Linked DNA regions of Homo sapiens: region 1 is linked to region 2. Evidence: chromatin loops called from intact Hi-C (ENCODE). Cell type or tissue: PC-3. All regions are shown on one strand. Each heading gives the region's core, and the rest is flanking DNA. Links, peaks and the distances in the headings are about the cores only.

What was found. Peaks named below come from ENCODE experiments on the same cell type or tissue, not always from the same donor. Only the 100,000 strongest peaks of a DNase experiment are listed, where the experiment ranks them.
Region 1: it touches region 2 in a loop (12-fold over the local background); 4 of 110 quality-filtered maps call a loop at or near these places.

What each region holds. Positions count from the first base shown.
Region 1 is chr9:83,831,683-83,841,921 of GRCh38, reverse strand. It overlaps KIF27 (kinesin family member 27), which reads left to right. Exons shown (of 18, transcript NM_017576.4): 18 at 4,437-7,823. The coding sequence ends at 4,921. It overlaps LOC101927552 (a long non-coding RNA gene), which reads right to left. Exons shown (of 6, transcript XR_001746793.2): 5 at 6,217-6,371; 6 at 4,339-4,892. Among named protein-coding and RNA genes, the nearest start is that of GKAP1, 19 kb to the right of the region's middle. In PC-3, for the core only: CTCF peaks have their summits at 4,490 (motif pointing right) and 4,699 (motif pointing left); no DNase peak of the experiment used is centred there.
Region 2 is chr9:84,256,019-84,266,555 of GRCh38, reverse strand. No RefSeq gene overlaps it. Among named protein-coding and RNA genes, the nearest start is that of SLC28A3-AS1, 17 kb to the left of the region's middle. RefSeq lists a silencer at 5,284-5,343. In PC-3, for the core only: CTCF peaks have their summits at 5,015 and 5,224 (motif pointing right); a DNase peak (open chromatin) is centred at 5,275; H3K27me3 peaks cover 472 bases.

The DNA.
Region 1 (10,239 bases), core at 1-8,000, 420 kb after region 2:
AAGCCTTCTGATTATCACAAAAAAAGATGTATGGTAGGTAAGAGTAAAAGTTTGTATTTTTAAGATAAATCAGGTATTTTTATATATCATGAACCCTGGAAATTAAAAAATGTAATAGAACCTATTTTTGAGACAAAGATGTTTCCTTGTATAATCATATGTAGATATGTAGATTTAGTGCATTCCTAAATGAAATAACATGACAAAATATACTTTGCAAAAATAAAAAATACTATGAAGGTAATATATTCCTATGATTAAAATATACCCTCTTTAAGATAGCTGAATAGAGAGGAATCAATATTTCTAAAATAATAAAGTCTACATTTTATAAAAGAATTAGCTGATAATTTCTAATAATTCTAATAACTTCGATAATTTAAGTATGGTTTATGAAAAGTTGACTTTAAAATCTTTTAGGCACACATGTATTTTTTACCTGGAAAGAAAACTACTTAAAGATGGGCACACAAGATGTAAGAAGACCAGTGAAAAATAATATGGAGGAGCAATGAAGTGATATATGCTGAAAATGTAATAGAAGTAGAATTGGCTAGGTGCGGTGGCTCATGCCTGTAATCCCAGCACTTTGGGAGGCCAAGGCGGGTGGATCACCGGAGGTTAGGAGTTCGAGACCAACCTGACCAACATGGTGAAACCCCGTCTCTATTAAAAAATACAAAATTAGCCAGGTGTGATGGTGCATGCCTGTAATCCCAGCTACTCAGGAGGCTGAGGCAGGAGAATCGCTTGAACCCGGGAGGCGGAGGTTGCAGTGAGCTGAGATCACGACATTGCACCCCGACCTGGGCAACAAGAGCGAAACTCTGTCTCAAAAAAAAAAAAATGCTAACTTATATTTGTGACATTTATCATGTATAGACATTTTCAAGAATAATTCCCTTTAGCCCTCAAACTCAGGATAGGCTGGGGTCTGCTAACTCCATTTTCAGATGAGGCAACTGACGCTTAGAGAAGGCAAGTGACTTAAGGACAGAACAGTAACTATAACACAGTCTAATGTCCCTCATCTTCTGACTGCTGGTTCAGTATTCCAAGATAAAAGTTGCCTGAGGATAAAGACGTGATACAAACATACGAATCCTGCCAAAGAGATTACACTTTCTGATTCTCAGTATAGTAATACAGAGGTGTTTACTGATGTAACTCATTTACTTGAAATACTGTCTGCTATATATAGCTAAAACTTTAACTTGAAACATTACTTGCCAAAAATTAAAAAGTAAACAAGTATCAAGTAAGAAACAAAATAGTCAACATAAGACCACTTTAGCTTTGAAAAAAAGTCTACTGTCAAATTTGAGGTATCTGATATTAGACATCTAGTTTGTAAATGGCCCATGTTTATGCCACCGAGTCTACTAGACATTTCTTTAAAATGACAATGTAGTATGGTGGTATACAGGTTTAAGAAATCTGGATCTTCATCCTGCTCTTTAACCAAACAAACAGACAAATCTAAAACATAGTTAATCTTGGAGAGGTGTAAAATGAGAACAACACTGTTCTGACCAGTTTACCCAAGGAGTCTAGTCTTGATAATAACGTTGGAGATACTATTTCAGCTAATTTGCTATTCTACCTAGAAACATTTAAAATGCTTCTATTTTTGGCTATAAAAATAATGTATAGTCATTATAGAAAAATCTGAAAATGAAGAAAACAAATCAGTTATAATCCTACCCACATTTGAGCATAATTCTTTTCATATTTTGCCCATGCTTTAAAATATACAGTTGCAATTATATTGGGGATATAGTTTACACTATATCCTGTCTCATAATGCTACTCTAATATAATGACATGAAACAAGGTTTGTTTGAATTATAAAATATAGCAATTTATATCAAACTCTGAGTTTCATAAAATGTTTTACATGCTTAATAATCAGTATCCTAGTTAATAACTATCTTGGTATTTGCTGCAGTGTTTTTTCTGTTTGTTTGTTTTTTGTTTTTGAATGGAGTTTCACTCTTGTTACCCAGGCTGGAGTGCAGTGGTGCTATCTCAGCTCACTGCAGCCTCCACCTCCCAGGTTCAAACGATTCTCCTACCTCAGCCTACTCAGTAGCTGGGATTACAGGCGCCACCATCAGGCCCGGCTAATTTTTTGTATTTTTAGTAGAGACCATGTCGGCCAGGCTGGTCTCAAACTCCTGACCTCAGGTGATCCACCAGCCTTGGCCTCCCAAAGTGCTGGAATTACAGGCGTGAGCCACCGTGCCCGGTGGTTCAGTGGGTTTTGATAGAAGACTGCCTACAAGAATTATATTTTCTTTGAATATTTTTGGCATTTTCAAATTGCAGAAAAATTCATCTTTTGACTAAAATATCTTGGTCACTTGATGGTCCTCCCTCTGTTACAGTGTATATGTTTTCTAACATGAGGATAAAATCAGTTTTATATGAACCTACATTCTCTCTACTTGTATTTAAACCTATCCTTGTATCAATTTAAATCACTATAAAACTATATGTAAGGATAATAGAGTCAAAAGATCTGGGTTGGAATCCTTACTTCTTTTACTAGTTGTTTGACCTTGGGCAAATTAATCTTTCCCTAGTCGGTTCCCTCAATTATAAAATTCTGGAAGAGGGAAACTTTCTTGTGAAGAATCCAAGTGGGCTTTGGAGTGAGCCTCAACAATGAGACTCTTTCCTTAAGATCTTTTGAAAATAAGATGCCTTACTCCTTCCCCCAGATACTGTCACCTGGGGAGCAGGATTTTTTTTTTAGAGTTGGGGTCTTGCTGTGTTGCCCAGGCTGGAGCTACCGGTAGTGGTACATTCATGGCTCACTGTAGCCTCAAACTCCTGTGCTTGAGCAATCCTCCCACCTCAGCCTCTCAAGTAGCTGGGGCTACAGGCATAAACCACCGCACCCAGCTAGGGAGCAGGATTTTTTAAAGCTTCCCAGTGACTCTGATGTACTGCAGAGTTTGGGAGCCACTGTCTGTGGTCAACTTAGTATGAGTTCCATGTACGAGGATCTAGATCATTTGCTAGTTCAGGTTATTTGATTTTGAGAGATTTTTAAAAACTAGAGAGTCAGTTATGTTTTAAACCAGGGGTTACAAACTAGAATGCCTACCTGAACCAGAGTGAGCAGTGGGGACTGCAGCAGTCATCTAAATGGTCAGTGGCAACGGTGTTCCAGCTGCTATTGCAATTCAGAAACTGTTAACTCTTATAGTTTTTCTAGAAAAGCTGTAAATCTATATTTTTATATGAAACTTTTCAAATTTTAAATCTTGGGTCAAGTATTACTAACATTATAGGCCAAGCAAAACATGTCTATGGGCCAGATTTGGCTTGAGAGCTGCCAATGTGCAACCTGTGTTTTAAAACTTTGTCTTGGCAGGACTGGGCCAGGTGCGGTGGCTCATGCCTGTAATCCCAGCACTTTGGGAGGCCAAGGCAGGCGGATCACCTGAGGTCAGGAGATCGAGACCATCCTGGCTAACACGGTGAAACCCCATCTCTACTAAAAATACAAAAAATTCGCCGGGCGTGGTGGCGGGTGCCTGTAGTCCCAGCTACTAGGGAGGCTGAGGCAGGAGAATGGCGTGAACCCAGGAAGCGGAGCTTGCAGTGAGCCGAGATCACGCCACTGCACTCCAACCTGGGCGACAGAGCGAGACTCCGTCTCAAAAAAAAAACAACAAAAAACTTTGTCTTTGCAGGACTGAAAGTGTACTAAGCATGCATCAATATATTGAAGTTGGCATTTTTCATCATATTAGGTCTAGTACTTGTATGCATTTCCCTTAAGCAAGTTTTTGTCTTTGCTATTAGATATTCTTTGATTTAAGAACCTCTAGCTTTGATCTCTTCACTCTAATTCCAGTGGGGTGTCCCCACCAAGGGCATATTCTCTCATCTCCATTTCGATGACAGAAATTGTGGCGCACACCCCAGAGTACATTCAGACAGGAGAACCCCGCTATCATGCTGGGAGTGCCAACCAAGGCCAGATTCCCACACATATAATGCCAAGTCCTAGAGTTTTCCCTCGAGATATGGGGCAGAGCCAATATTATCCAGTGCTGGCATCACTTGGCCATGATTTAGAATTCACTAGTAGCAAGAACAGCAGAGAAGGCAGGCATGGAAAGGCACCAGAGGTGCCCAAAGCACTCTTATGTTTCCAGGGAGTACCAAACCCCCAAAAGACTATTTCTCAATTTGTTCCATGAATTAAAGTTGTGAGTTATTCACATGCAAGATGCCTGTAAGTGAAATAAAAATATTCATATTCACACATCTGTTCATCTAAAATAAGTCATTTAACAAAAAAGTTGAAAAACATTATGCATATTGGGTGATAATAATGTATTTATGTTAAGATGTTTTGATTAAAATACCTAATTTTGAGGAAATAGTATCTAATTTTTTGGTTTGGGGATTATTTTTAGATCAAGAGGCTGGAGATGGAGTCCTGAAGCCAGAAGGAGGAGGCATGCTTTCAGAAGAATTAAAATGGGCATCCAGACCTGAAAGTATGAAATTAAGTGGAAGAGAAAGAGAAATGGACAGTTCAGCAAGCAGCTTAAGAACACAGCCAAATCCTCAAAAGCTCTGGGAAGATATCCCAGAATTACCTCCAATTCATAGTTCTTTAGCACCCCCCAGTGGGCATATGTTAGGTAATGAGAATAAAACAGAAACAGATGATAATCAGTTTACAAAATCTCACAGTCGACTGTCATCCCAAATTCAGGTTGTGGGAAATGTGGGACGACTTCATGGTGTCACACCTGTAAAACTGTGTCGAAAAGAATTACGTCAAATTTCCGCCTTGGAACTATCATTGCGACGTTCCAGTCTTGGAGTTGGCATTGGATCAATGGCTGCTGATTCCATCGAAGTATCTAGGAAACCAAGGGACTTAAAAACTTAGACATTGAATAATAGAACTTTTAGTAGATATGTAAAAAGATTCCTTTTTCTAACCTGTTAAAAACTAAAGCTCAAGTTCACTACCTCTTTCCTCAGAATAAAGGAAGAAGGGGAGGAAGGAATCCCTAATTCTTTTATATGCTATAGATGTGTACATCTTCTATATATATTTGGGGAGTTTTAGTTTATATTCCCATAGTAATCAAACATGTTTTCCAATACTTGATAACATTTAAATATTTATAAATACGCTTAAATGTTTTTCCAGGCATATTTGAAGATTAAAACTAGTAATAGACTAAAATATCTATCAAGTATGTATTATTATATAATATAAATGTACATCATAAAAGTATGTTACAATATAACTATATTATTGTTATTCTCAAATACAAGTATATTTTTTTTTTAAAAGATCCAGCTAAATCTTGCTTTTGTCAGAGGGAGTCACCTGCTGCATATGTGGGCTAAGACAACCTCTCAGCTTTATGGATTGAGGCTCATTTACAGTCCTCAGAACTCACAGAAACGGTCAGTCCTGACTTTTTAAACATGCTCACTGTTCTGTTTCTGGAATTTTTTTGGATTTTTAAAAATTTATAATGCTATCTTTTATGTTTGCTAATATTATGCAATATAAGTTTTCATGTCTTTCCTGCTCTATACACTCAATATATCTCTCATTATGTTACTAAAACTGGGAGAAATGAATGCTGTTCCATGGAACACGGAAATTATAGAATAAAACTAAAGCATTCTAACATTTCAAGAGAAAGAACACTGGTTATGACATCTCTGGTCACATGGAGTATGTCTGTAAAGCTTGAAGTCTTGCCAAAGCATCTTTAATGATTTGATGGGCTTAAGTCTGATATTTTTTTCTATAACCTCCTTAGTCAGGCTTTGCACACCGGCCAAACTACACTGGGGCTGTAAATATGTCAATGAAATTTTTACTAAAATCTCCAAGTTTTTCTGGTCAAAATTTTACTATATAATGTACAATTTAGTTTGGAATTAAGAACTAAACAGTTTGCACACCAAATGTAGTTTGTACTTTTTAACCATATTTTTCAGTTATAGGAAACATCCATTGTAATGACCTGAGGAATTATTTTGTTACTTATGTTGTTCTTTGTTACTTTTCCAAAACACTTGTAAACCGAAGTTGAGTTTCTTAAACTAATTAATGTTTTGTTGGGGGCTGTAGCAAAACCATCCTGACATGGATGCTTACTCAGAGTCACCCACTTCCTTGCTGAATCCATTTTTTTCTGATGTAGTGCTGCTACAGACCTTTTCCTTTTGTCCTTTCCTCTGTTGCTGTGGATTTGATCATCTCACATAGGACCCAAACTGTCACCCTGTGCTCAAAGACTTAAGGCTTCCTTTCTCTCATTGCTAGCCCCTAGGGAGTAGAGTTTCTTGGTCTCCTTGCTAAAAACCAGTTCCTTTAGGAAACAAACCAAAACAAAACAAACTTATAAAAAGGAAAATATCTCTTAAGCATGGTACTAAAATTTATTTAAATTAAATAGATTTCTGTGGACTTACCTGGGAATGAAACAATTTATAAATATTGGTCCAATGAGATACTATTTTCTAAATTTCAAAAAACTAATTTACAAACTTAACTGGGAAATTTTATTTTTACCAGGAACTGTTTGAAGTCAGATTCTGGTTTCCAGCTAGTCTTCCATTTTTATAAATTTATGTACATTTATATATAAATATAAATCATACAAACCAAAGGTAAAACATACACATTATAAATATGTATAAATGCACTGACCTTTTGCCATTATTATATATATTTCATATATATATATGTATATACACTTGTACATATACAAGTATATAAGGAAATGTGTTTGTATTTCCATAAGTAAAACAAGTATGTGTAAATTAATTATTTCTAACTAAGGCATAGCACATAATCTTACAAGGAACTTATAATTAGGATCTTTGTTAATAAATACATATTTATTTAAATATATTATTGCTGTGCTTTGTTGAAGGCACTGACCTTTTACCATTATATATACTTGTATATAAACACTTGTATATATATAGTATTATATATATACTTGTATATAGATATAGGTTATACATTTTACATTATTTCACTTTATATTATTTCATATCATATTTTATATCATGATATATCATTATATAGCTATAATGTATATATAGATACACTTGTATATATACATAGATATAGATATATATAATGGCCAAAGGTCAGTGCCCTTAGCAAGCACAGCAATATTTATAAATAAATATTTATTAATGAAGATCCTAATAATAAGTTCCTTATAAGATTAAGTAATGTGCTATGCGTTATTTAGGAATAATTCATTTAAGAATGTATTCTGATACTGGAATCCTACTTGCTCAAGAAATTAACACATACTTGTTTTACCTGTGGAAATACACATTTCCTCAAAGCCAACTCACTAATAAAGCAAGAAAATTTATATCAAAACAACAATGATTAGGTTTGACTATGCAATTGTGAGTTGATTTCTAAATAACAAAGGTATGGTGTTTTTCTTCCTTTTGGTTAAACATATATCCTTTATATATATGACATTTCATGCCACATATGCAAACACACATATAAATAACGTCGTGAATAATATATTCTGGAAATGAACCTCTGGTCATTCTAGTTTAGTCGGTGTTCTCACAAAGGAAAGAAAAAAATTAGACACCTACCCAAGGCAAGTAAAATTATTTTTTTACATATACTAATAATGATTTTACTTTTTCACATGCTTTTTCTAAACATTTTGTCACTTTATTGCCTTTTTGCATGTATATAAAATGTTTGTGGTTTTCTTTTTTTCGTTCATTATGTTCTTTTTTCCTCTTAACTGTAATAAAGCATTTGAAAGGAAAAATATTTGTAAAGTACTAGTTACTTTCCTAACTCTAGAGTGTTATAGCTAACAGAAATGGAAAATTCTTTATGTTGGGAACCACAGGTGGTGAGAACATTGATGAAGGTGCTTTTGTGCTTTAATGTTTGCTTTCTTTTTGTTAATGTATTTTTTTGTCGTTGCCTCAATTCTTCATATCTTCATGAACCCAGGGTCCAAGGAGTCAGCAAAAATATGATCTTCATTAATTGTGGACTAGATTGCCACTAGCCATTGCCTTGTTCAGTCTAGGCCAGTAAAGTGAGGAATGCTTATTTGAGACTAAATTCCTTATATAGAAAAAAATAAAAGTCTTATACTAAGTTTTGGAATGACTATCAGGGAGTGAAATCCTTAGTGGGAGTTCGGTTCTGTGGTCAAAACAAATTCTCATACATTAAATGCAAGTATGACATATTTTGATCTTTCACTTATTTCCTTAGGCACCTACTCGTGACTTTAAAGCACTGGGGTATCAGTATTTGAAAGTTCAGGTAGAAAGTTACTTATGTCCACAATTCCTCTCTCAACTTCACTGGACTTTTTAAAAAAATTCATTATGTATATTTTAAACATTTAAAGTTGTAACAGATTATAGGCTGCCTTGATTAACACTGGTAATATATTCTTCTACATTTATATTTTCAGAAATTGAAAATATAAAGGTGAGAATGAGATCCATTTGCAATAAGCATCTCAAAAGCATTGGGCATGTAGTACTTTTGAGCTTATGTTGGCAGAAGTACACCAAGGGTAGGGTACTGGGGAGCCTCTGCCCGATAAGGAGAAGTATTTTATCACTGTCATTGCTGCTGATAAAAGCAGGCTGAGTTTTCATAGGTTTTGTTGTTTTTAAATTATCTGTAAACAATGCACCCCTTATTGCCTACACCAAGGTTGACTGCTGTGATTCCTTCCATTCCTTGGAATGTACTGCATACAAAGAAAGCATCAAACACTGGAATAGTGTTTGATTTTTATAATGGCTTTCATGTTGACCCCAACATGACTCCAACATGGAGGTAATTAGAACAAAGGAAATTATGAAAAGAAATCCCAGAAAAAGTTGATATTATAATGATGGCTTTTGATATTTTGCATAGTTCTCATTTGTCTGTTTTTATATTTCCTTCTAGGAATTTCTGCAGTGAGTCAACAGAATTGGCACTATTTGAAATGCTAACAGTGTAATTTGAACCCAAATATATTGAATAAGACTTAGATATTATGTTCTACTGGTTAATTGTAACACACAGCTCTATTGAGTTATCTACAGTACTTTAAGAGAAAAATACAACAATCTCATAGTCTGTTATAATGAGCAAGATCCCTATATGCCCAAGGAACAAAACCATTCACAACAGAAAAGAATAGAAAATTAAATATTTTTTAAAAATGTATACTTAATGATTCTTGGAAATTTAAAACTATCTATTAATAATTATATAACTAAAGTAGAAAAGGAATTATTTTAAAACCTTATTTGTATACTGTATTATTGTGTTTTCAAGCTTACTACAGTACTTATATAAAGCAAGGTATAATTTTTCAAGTCCAATGTGGTAAATATTGTTAGAAGTTATGTGAGCGCATGCACACGTATGTTTATTGCGGCACTATTCACAATAGCAAAGACTTGGAACCAACCCAAATGTCCAACAATGATAGACTGGATTAAGAAAATGTGGCACATATACACCATGGAATACTATGCAGCCATAAAAAATGATGAGTTCATGTCCTTTGTAGGGACATGGATGAAGCTGGAAATCATCATTCTCAGTAAACTATCACAAGGACAAAAACCAAACACTGCATGTTCTCACTCATAGGTGGGAATTGAACAATGAGAACACATGGACACAGGAAGGGGAACATCACACTCGGGACTGTTGTGGGGTGGGGGGAGGGGGGAGGGATAGCATTAGGAGATACACCTAATGCTAAATGACGAGTTAATGGGTGCAGCACACCAGCATGGCACATGTATACATATGTAACTAACCTGCACATTGTGCACATGTACCCTAAAACTTAAAGTATAATAATAATAAAATAAAATTAAATTAAAAAAAAAGAAGTTATGTGATCGGCCAGGCACGGTGGCTCATGCCTGTAATCCCAGCACTTTGGGAGGCTGAGGCAGGTGGATCACGAGGTCAGGAGTTCAAGACCAGCCTGGCCATGATGAAACCCCATCTCTACTAAAAATACAAAATTAACCGAGTGTGGTGGCACACCTATAGTTCCAGCTACTCGGAAGGCTGAGGCAGGAGAATTGCTTGTACTCGTGAGGCAGAGGTTGCAGTGAGCCGAGATCGCGCCATTGCACTCCAGCCTGGGCAACAGAGGGAGACTCCGTCTCAAAAAAAAAAAAGTTACGTGGTCTGCCTTATTT
Region 2 (10,537 bases), core at 743-8,742:
AGCTGTCTTTGTGAATGTGATTCACTCCCTTCCCCTAAGATTCATACTTTCTATTTCCTGCTGGTCAAACTGACAGCTCCAATTTACACACACCTGCCATGAATATACTAATGTCCCAGAATCTCCCCTCCCTTCCTGTTTCTCTCAAGCCACCAACTCCCAGAGTCCAAACAGCTTCGTACCAGGAAACCGTAGAGTGGAAGTTGGGGTTTAGAATTGAAAGCCCTGTTTCCAAGACATTTGGAAAGCGAAAGTCAACTGCAGTTTTCTCCTGTTGCTATGACACAGGTGAACGTAGAGTCGCTAGCCTGGAAACTGACAGACAGGGATCAGGATGCACTGGTTGCCATGGAGAGAAGAAAACTAAGGATGTTTTCTCCATGCCCATTGGTGCCTGGCATATCAGGTGACCAGAGCTGCCAGAGAGTGCTAAGAGCCCCTCATCAAATCATTAACCTGTAAGTTCACATTCAGTTGTGTGCAATGGGTCTGTGGGCCCAGCTTCATAAGAGATTGTGCGGGGAGAACAGAAATGCCGGACATTTCAGCATCCTAGACAAATAAAGTATCTAAACCAAACCCTGTATTTTTTAATGACTTGTTCATATTCTTTTTCAAAGGAAGGTTTAATTTACTCCATTTTGAAATGTTGTTCAACTTTGGGCAATCAGCATCCGCTAGTTCAATATTTGTCAAAACGCTGTTCCCAAGCCATCTGTTAAATCAGAAGAATATCTGGGGTGTGGAGCCCAGGCATCTGCAGTTTTAACTACATCCCTAGGCAAACTGATGTTTGACAAGTACTGCTCTAGTCTAGCTATCTAACTTTAAAATCTCAGAGCAAAACAACTCTAGCCAGTAGCATCCAAACTTTTCACTGCCCCATATCCTTTTTGTCATGTCCCTCCATCTCCAAGGCACCTTAAGAGTCCCATTCTTTGAGAGGTGTTTGTCTGCCAAACAAAATGTGTGTATTGGAGAAATCGGCCGGGCACGGTGGCTCAAGCCTGTAATCCCAGCACTTTGGGAGGCTGGGGCAGGCGGATCACCTGAGGTTGGGAGTTCGAGACCAACCTGACCAACGTGGAGAAACTCCATCTCTACTAAAAATACAAAATTAGCCGGGTGTGGTGGCGCATGCCTGTAATCCCAGGTACTTGGGAGGCTGAGGCAGGAGAATCGCTTGAACCCAGGAGGCAAAGATTGCAGTGAGCCGAGATAGCACCATTGCACTCCAGCCTGGGCAACAAGAGGGAAACTCCATCTCAAAAAAAAAAAGAAAAAAGAAATCATTTTCCCCCTTTTTAAGTCAAAGACTTACATGACTGCCAGCCTGATTAGATGAGAGAGGCAGTGTTAAAATATTATATTGACAAAAATGTACTTCAAACCAAGGAAAGTTTATCTTCACCTGCAGATTCAGCTCAGGTGGATGTATATTGCTCATTAGAGTTTCAGAGCTAAAGAAAGTAGCTCAAGCTCACTGGCACTTTCAGAGATAAAGAAAGTAGCTCAAGCTCACCGCTAGTGTCTTTTTGGAGAGCAAGTGATCTGGGCATCTCAAATTGTGATCTACAGAAACTGTTAAATAATTCCATTGCATCAGAGAGCCTGTTCTGAGATTCTGCAGACTCACGTTAAACAGAAGGAGTAACAGGATCCATCCTCCTCCTAAGGAATTTAAACTTATTTATTCATTCATTTACTTATAACCACCCTTTCCCCAGTGTGGACAGAACTTAAAGTGATTTGCAAAGACCCATAAAATAATCTGAATTACAAATTGATGTAGCACAGCCTGCTACTTGTCTCCTAATAGCCCATCTCCATTTCCTCTGCAGTATTGAGACTGCTCATTTTCAGCCAAAATACATGGTTGCCCACCTTTCCCAGCTGTTCTCATAGCTAGGTGTACTCAGGTGACTAAGGTCTGGTCAATGGGATGTAAATGTCAGTTGCATGCGCAACTTCTAGAGAGCATCCCTTAAAAGAAGGTTTAATTGTGTCCCTCTTCTCTCCCATTCTCCTTCCTGCTGGCTGGATGTTGGACATGATAGCTGGAGCCACAGCAGCCCATCTTGTACCATGAGTTGAAAGCTGGGTGTTGAGGACGGCAGTGCAACACATAAGAGGTCTGGGTTCCTAATAATTCTGGAGCTGCCATTCTAAACTTGGACCACCTACTCAGAGAGAAAAAGAAGCTTCTCTCTTATTTAAGCTACTGGTATTTTGTGTTTTCCATTCCCCACAGCCAAGCTTAATCCTCACTACTAATGCAAGTGAGACAAAAAAAGAAAATGGCAACATATAATAGAGTAAGAAATAAACAACACAAAAATATATACCATAAAAACCATATATATTTGCTATTAATGAGTCGCAAATTTAGATTCAAGCCTTCTAGTGGTTGACGTGGCTTAAAACTTTTAAGAACACAGCTCTTGGGATCATATGCTTATTTTTTAAATTTCTCAAAAGAAATACTACTATTCCTGATGTTAAAAACAAACAAATTTATTCTGAATTTTTATAAAGAGGGCATCTATCATTTAATGTAATTAACAACAACTGAAACTACTTCCTTATAGTAGAAACAACGTGTTTCGTGATGTTCTTCAGTATAGGTCAGGAGAATCAAAGTGAAGATGATTTGAAATCGCCCCGTGTAGCTGTTCATGTGCTACACTAAATTGAATTCTTTCTTTCTTCATCCCTTGCAAACACTAGCTAGGCAGTGACTTACACAGGTAACTGGTGGGAGGATAAGAAAGTGGCTTAAGAAGCCAAATTGTTATAGAATCAACCCACATCAGTGTTGTCTACCACCAGCTCCAGTACCAGCATCACCAACGAGAAAAGGATAGAATAGCCATGTCCTCCCTTCCACAAAGGGTACCCCATTCAACTTTTCCATTTTTGGCTTATTTTCTCCTTTAATACATTCAATGTTACTTACATTTAAATTTTCTAGGTTATTTTAAACGTATTAAAAGCCATGTAGGCTAGGCACGGTGGCTCATGCCTGTAATCCCAGCACTTTGGGAGGCCGAGGCGGGCAAATCACCTGAGGTTGGGAGTTCGAGACCAGCCTGGCCAACATAGTGAAAACTCTTCTCTACCAAAAATACAATAATTAGCTGGGCATGGTGGCGGGCGCCTGTAATCCCAGCTACTCAGGAGGCTGAGGCAGGAGAATCACTTGAACCCAGAAGGTGGAGGTTGGAATGAGCTGAGATCCTGCCACTGCACTCCAGTCTAGGCAAGAGAGTGAGACTCTGTCTCAAAAAAATAAATAAATAAAAATAAAAGCATGTGTCTTTGCACGCACATGCATGTAGGAGGAGGAGAAACTCAATGTGTGATATTTTACTTCTACTGTCTGCATATTTCTAAATATAAAATACAGGTAGATATGAACAAAACTCAGATACATAAGGCATAGGAAACAAAAAATATAAATATTTAACTTAGGATTCATGCACCTCAACTGTGAATACAAAGTGGCAAGCATCAGCAATTTATGTCTCATAAAGGAAACCAGAATGGATCCCAACCCAGAGGCAGTGACAGGCATCCCTGAAGCCACGGGATACATTTTCAGCAAATTTAAGCACTTAAGTGAGATGCTTGCTGATATAGATCCTCATATTTGCTCCATCGATTCTAGGGCATTTCAAGGAGGATCCTGCCACAAAGATTCGCTGGTCAAACCTGGTTCTCTTCCTTGCCTTAACCTGTTAAAGGGATGACGTATGAACATACTGTGTGGGGAATGAGTGGTGAATTTGCACCACCTATGGCAGACAATTACACACTTTGCATCCAACATGGTTCCTTTATAACTTATGACTAGGTTTTGCTAATATATTCTTTCCTATAACCCAACACTGGCTTTGAGAAAAAGAAGTCTACGCTAATTTTTGTTTGTTTGTTTTACCTTAAGCATTACCTATTTTCATGATGCAAATACTGTACCTACATCGGTGAAGTAGAGGGGTGCGTGGATATCTTCAGGATAGCCAGTCATTCCGAATAATTCTAGTCCCACCCGAACAGAACACAAAATGAAGTCCTCTTTATCCCCCAGTAAGAATGGCTGAGCATCTTTTCTCATCTTTAATCTAAATTAACTGCTCAATTCACCTGGGCAGCCACAGGCGAAAATCTCAGAAGTTTATCACACTGGTTTAGTTATTATCTCCCTAACTACTAAAAGCCACTTTTAATTTACATACTGAATGCACACACAAGTTATTTTTCCTACAAATGGAATCTCTAATTAGGATCAGCTTCATTCGAAACTGGGCAGCAAATGGGAAAATGAGAGGATTAGAGAACATCATTAATAGCAACTGCAAATAACCTTTTAATCAATTTTGAATATTTCCCTCTGAGGACTCACTCTTCCACTTATGAAACAGAAAATTTTGGCCTGCCATTAACAATAATCTCGACAGCATGCATAACAATAGTAATAATGGGCATTTTAAAAGTCAACCAACATGTGGATAGATATTTTTCATTATGAAATGCTTTCATTTGCATTTTTATCTCCTTTGATCTTACACCTGCCGTGTGTGTGTAGTAAGGTGTTTTTACTTCATTTCACAGACACAGGGCAAAGGGGTTAAGAGTGTGTCAGGTTACTTAGGTTTGGGTCTCAGTTCTACTGTTTATCACCTGTGTGGCCTTGGACAAGTTACTCAGTGTCTCGGAACCTCAGTAAACTTACAAAATGAAGACAAAAATGTCTACCACAGACAGACGGTGTGAAATGCGATCACACTAGTAAAATGCTCCATTAGTGGAGGATGGGTTCAGTGCTCTTCCCAGGGATGAGTAGTTTAATCTGCAGAACCAGGAAGAACCTGGGATCCAGATCTGGGGCTTGCCTGAAGCAAGAATCAATTTCAGAGCAGAATCAAGATTGACATTTCCAACACTTAACCTTTTTCCATTTCTGCTGTCCTATCAGCTACGCGAGCGCTCTTAAAGAATAAAAGGAATATGGAAACTCCTTTGGGACAGGGGTGCAACACAAATATTTTATGATCAATAGAAGAATCTATAAATAATGAATAGAACCCATAGAATCGTGCTGTCAATCCAGAAGCCTGGAAATGATTGTCACAGATTGCTTTTGCAGCTTGGGCACAGCGGAAAGCAGCCTGGCCACTTAGGGGACGAGGCCTAATGCTGAAGTCCAGAGCTGGCCACAAGGTGGCAGGATGTCACCAGCGAGCATGCTCAAGCCCAAACTTCCTGGAGCAATCTCCTTGTTCCCGCCCAGGCTAGGGCACTGATTGACGCCTGAAGCTCAAGATGACAACTTGAAATATTCCAATCAATATCAGCCCGAAATCTAATGCCAAAAATTCCGTAAATGCCATTCTTCTGCCTAATTGCTCAGCTCTTAGACAAGACAGTAAAACAGGCACGTCATCCTCCATGTACAAAAAGAAACTTCAAGGTGACCGTGAACTTATTCCAATATAAATGACTAACTCTTTTTGCATGAATTCCAATTTTCAAATGTACTAAAAAAAGTGAGAAGCTTTGGGTGTCAGAAGCAATCCTCCAGAATTCCTGGAGCTCTCCTATTATAATGTTTTCCTACAAAGATGAATATATCTAGCCAGGCACAGTGGTTCATGCCTATAATCTCAGCACTTTGGGAGGCCAAGACAGGAGGATCACTTGAGCCCAGGAGTTTGAGACCAGCCTGGGCAACACAGTGAGACCTCGTCTCTACAAAAAATAAAAAAAATAGCTGGGCATGGTGGCATGTGCCTATAGTCCTAGTGACTCCGGAGGCTGGTGCAGGAAGATCACTTGAGCCTAGGAGGTTTAGGCTGCAGTGAGCCATGATCTCACCACTGCTCTCCAGCCTGGGTGACACAGTAAGACCCTGTCTTTAAAAAAAAAAAAAAAGACTATATGTTCAAAAAATACTCAAATCTAAATTATTTCTATACAACTCAAATGCCACCAACCATTTTTAAAACCTGAATTTTCCTACCAACCTATTTCTGAGCTACCTTCTCTCTTTTCCTCTCCATAAAAGTGAATGTCTAAAGGATGATACAATAATTTAAATAACAGCCTAACTTTATACAAGGTTTTATATAGACTTGTATTATTTTAGAATCAGACAATAACTGGGAGATTATCTATTTCAATCTTTCATTTTCTTAAGAAAGAAACTGGTGTTGCCAGAGGTTAATAAATTTGCCAAATATGACACAGCAAGTTAGGTCAGAACTGAGACCCAAACTTTGGTCATCTCTCAAGATAGTTTGGACTAACTATGACCATTTATTTAACTGTGCCTGGAAAGTCATGACTTTCCTTTAGCCTGTAGAACAGCAAGCCAATAACAAGGAAGAAAATATCAGTTCAGTATTTTGCTCCATAATTCCAGCAGTTCAACTTGGCTTTGTACTAGAAACAATGATTAGGACAAACACTATCTGAGGAGCATCAAGATGAATACAATAGTAAAGCCCTAAAAATCAAATAAAATCCCTAACAGGTCACAGCCATTCAAACGGGATAGAAGATTGAGGAAAATTCAAGCAGAAGGAAGAAGATGCCTCTCCAGGGATGCTGGAGACCCTGAGCCCTCTCTCACAAGATGTGACTATAAAGTAATGCGACTGATTTTAAAAGAAACACAACCAGAGCTTACACATCTAAGTGAGCCCTGTGTTGCTTGGGGAGCTGCGTTTTTGTGGCAAGGATGCTGCCGCAGCTCAGATATTAACTCTTGTTTGGGAATTGTCTTCAGTGTCTTCTTTAGCACGTTCTTCTAAATGTTGATCACACACACAAATCTTGGTCATGCGAGAGTGGAGTTTTTTCTAGAAAACTTACAGTGTCAACTCTTGGAAAAAGGTGGCGGGTCAAGGTAGATCATCATATTTTGGGATAAATCTGAGTTGCATGTATTAAATAGTAACTGGGTTCATTTTCCCTTGTGGCTTAAACATTGGACGGTGTGCTTCATCTAGAGAAAAAGATTCACCCACATGGAGTCAGTCAAGGAAAAACCTTAAGGAGCATGAACAAATCTTTGTGTTACTGACTTCAAAGAAAGGCCTCTTAATTCTAGTTCTTAATAATTTTATGTCTGTTGATAAGCTACTCTTCTGTCTCTCAACCCACATCTAAGCTCTTCTAAAGGAAAGGTCAATTATTAGATCAAATCATATGAAATTACTGCTATTTGACCATATTTAATGTACAAAAATCATGTCTTTCAAGGTAATCCATTTAACAGCTTTATATCTTAATAGAGGCCAGGTGCGGTGGCTCATGCCTGTAATCCCAGCACTTTGGGAGGCCAAGGCAAGTGGATCACAAGGTCAGGAGTTCGAGACCAGCCTGGCCACCATGGTGAAACCCCATCTCTACTAACAATACAAAAAATTAGCCAGGCATGGTGGCAGGCGCCTGTAATCCCAGCTACTCGGGAGGCTGAGGCAGGAGAATCGCTTGAATCTGGGAGGCGGAGGTTGCAGTGAGCCAAGATCACCCCACTGCACTCCAACCTGGGCAACAAGAGTGAAACTGTCTCAAAAAAAAAAAAAAAAAAAAAAAAAACTTAGTAGAGTGGTAAAAAGCAGTTCAAACGTGTTATCTAACATCACCCTGCTGCTGAGATGGACAATACTGAACATCGATATTGAGATCCTAGAGCATGTGATGTTAAACAGCCTCACAAGAGCCAAACGTCAGTTTTCTCTCTTAATAGTCCTATTTTTTATGCATTTAGGTTTTTCTCACCATCTAATTTAAACTGCACATCTTGAGGGTATAAAATATTCTGCCAAACACACCCACAAACAGCCTTTCACAATCAGGGCTATTCTGTAAAAACCATCCGTCTTACCCCAAGCAATGATGATAATGTGATTACCTACATATTGGAAAGCAGGTCTGCCAATTTGGTCCCTCTAGGTCCTGGGTCTCAGCCAGACAGGCCAGCTGATCTGATTTGTGCCTAAGCGATTTCACTAAGGAACAGAGTGTACCCTCCGCCTTTTCACCTCCCTCCCGCAGGGCAGATGTGACCCGGCCGATCACGGTTGAAGTTACTGTGCAGTGAGCCTTCTTTCCCCCTCTAGTTCTTCTCTTTGCTTTTCATTTCTTCGTTATCCTGCATTTATCATCAAAACGTGATCAGAGAAGCCCCTGGCCAGTTCTGCCCCTTCCCCCCTTGCTACACACCAGGGTGGACATTCATTTGAATATTCAGATTCATCCTCCAGTGTCTCTAATCTGCCTGGGAGAAAGGACTCATTGGTTAGAGCATAGAAATTTCTGGTTATTATTTCAGCATACAAATGTCATTTTATGTTTGGGTGGGTCTGCAAAAACTGTGTGACGTTTATTTGCCTCTTACATGATATTCTTCTCAGTGAAGAAAATACATCACTGATAAAATCTGGCCCCATGGGGTTTACCCGGTCATCAGCAGAGCTATCAAGACCCCGCGTAGAAGAGGCCTGCTCCGTGCTTCCCACCCAGGACTCAGCATCGGCCTGAGCAGAAAACCTGCACCGCCCTCCCAATCCCCTCCCCTACTCTTTTTCAGCAATCACTATCAGTGGGAAGTCACTCTGCACATTCAATTACATTGTGACAAATCTTAAATTGTTCACCTGCGCCTCAAAATGAAAAAAAGTGGGGCTACAACGCTATGGAATTATGGTCTCTGCTGGGGTCTTCCTAGTAAGTCCTAGGCCTGGCAGGAGGTGTTCACACGTCTTTTGTTAGCAGCTGGGCTGACCTCGCCTCAAGGCTCTTTTTCATTATTGCTGCCTGGAAAGGTATTTCCTGTTTTTTGGGTTTTTTTCTTTTAAAAAATATTTTTTTAATGAATCTTTCGTGATCACGAAAGCAATCTCTTTTCAATATCAGAAAATTAGAAAATGTTAACTGGGCCCAGTGGCTCATGCTTACAATCCCAGCACTTTGGGAGGTGAAGGGGGGAGAATCACTTAAGCCCAGGAGTTTGAGATCAGCCTGGGCAATATAGTGAGATCCCATCTCTACAAAAAATTTAAAAATTAGCCAAACATGGTGGCACACATCTGTAGTCCCAGCTACTCAGGAGGATTGCTTGAGCCCGGGAAGTTGAGGCTACAGTAAGACATGATTGCACCACTGCACTCCAGCCTAGGCGACAGAGCGAGACTCTGTCTCAAAAAACAAAGAAAAAATTAGAAAGTGTTGATGAGAAAAAAAGGAAAATCAAACCATCATATTCTTATTCCCCCAAGATTACCACAGTTAACCCCAATGTGCAAATCCTCCCACACTTTCTCTCTGTACATATATATGTATTTTATATATACATATACAGGTATACTCTTATAAGTATATATATATATACATATATAAAATCAGTCATCTTTCCATGTCAATCAATTTTCTTCTTATTTAATGCCTTTCCAATTTTCTCCATTGTCCCCAAAACATCTGTTATTTTAGGAGTTTAGCTAAACCACATCCAATCCAGGACCACACGCTGTATCTGGTTGTAATGTTTTTAAAATCTCTTTAAATCTAGAACACTCGTCTCTTACTGCTCATCACTGATTGAAGAGTCTAGGCCAGTTGTCTAGTTAAAGACCCAGCCTCTGGAATTATTTGCCTTGTTGCTTCCTTAGATGTTCAGTTTTTTTGGGGGTGGGGGGTGTTGTTTGTTTTGTTTTGTTTTGAGACAAGTTTTCTGTTTGGTTTGTTTTGTTTCTTGCTCTGTCACCCAGGCTGGAGTGCAGTGGTGCAGTCTCGGCTCACTGCAACCTCCACCTCCCAAACTCAAATGATCTTCCCACCCCAGCCTCCTAAGTAGCTGGGACCACAGGCTGGAGCTACCACACCCAGGTCCTCAGTTATTAAGCTTGTTCTTCCATCTCTATATTCCCTGTGAACTGGAAATCAGATCCAAGGGATTAGATTCCAACATTTCTAGGCTAGAATCCATCCGGAAAGCTGTGGAATGCTTTACACTGTCCCACATCAGCAGACACTTCACACTCAGTTGCTCACCATTAGTAACGCTCCCATTGCCCACTGGGTAGGGAGATGATAGTCTAATCTATCTATCCAGGAAGTATCCTTTGGGGTGTTACTTTGGCAAATTATTTTCCAGACTTTAAACCTTTGTAGCCAGTATCCTGATCCAAAAACCATACCATAAGTAACTAGTAAAGAACAGACAGGACCAGTTTGAGATCAAAGCCAGGGAGGAGTAAGTGGGGAAGAGTGAAGGTACGAATTTGCTTAGTGTTCACAGCTGGAAGGAAGACTCACTGTTACAGTTTTCACGGTGCCCTCTACCTTCCAAAGTAATTGATAGACATTACGGAAGCTTGGTGTACATCACAAGCCCCGAGGACTCGAGGGAGACTGAGCAACTGGGAAAGTCAGCACCGGGTGTTGTGTCATTTTTTTTTTCCTGAAAAGCTCTTCTCGGGAGGTCCTCAGGGATTCTGATTTCTCTTTTAACACTCATTAGTCAAGGTGATAA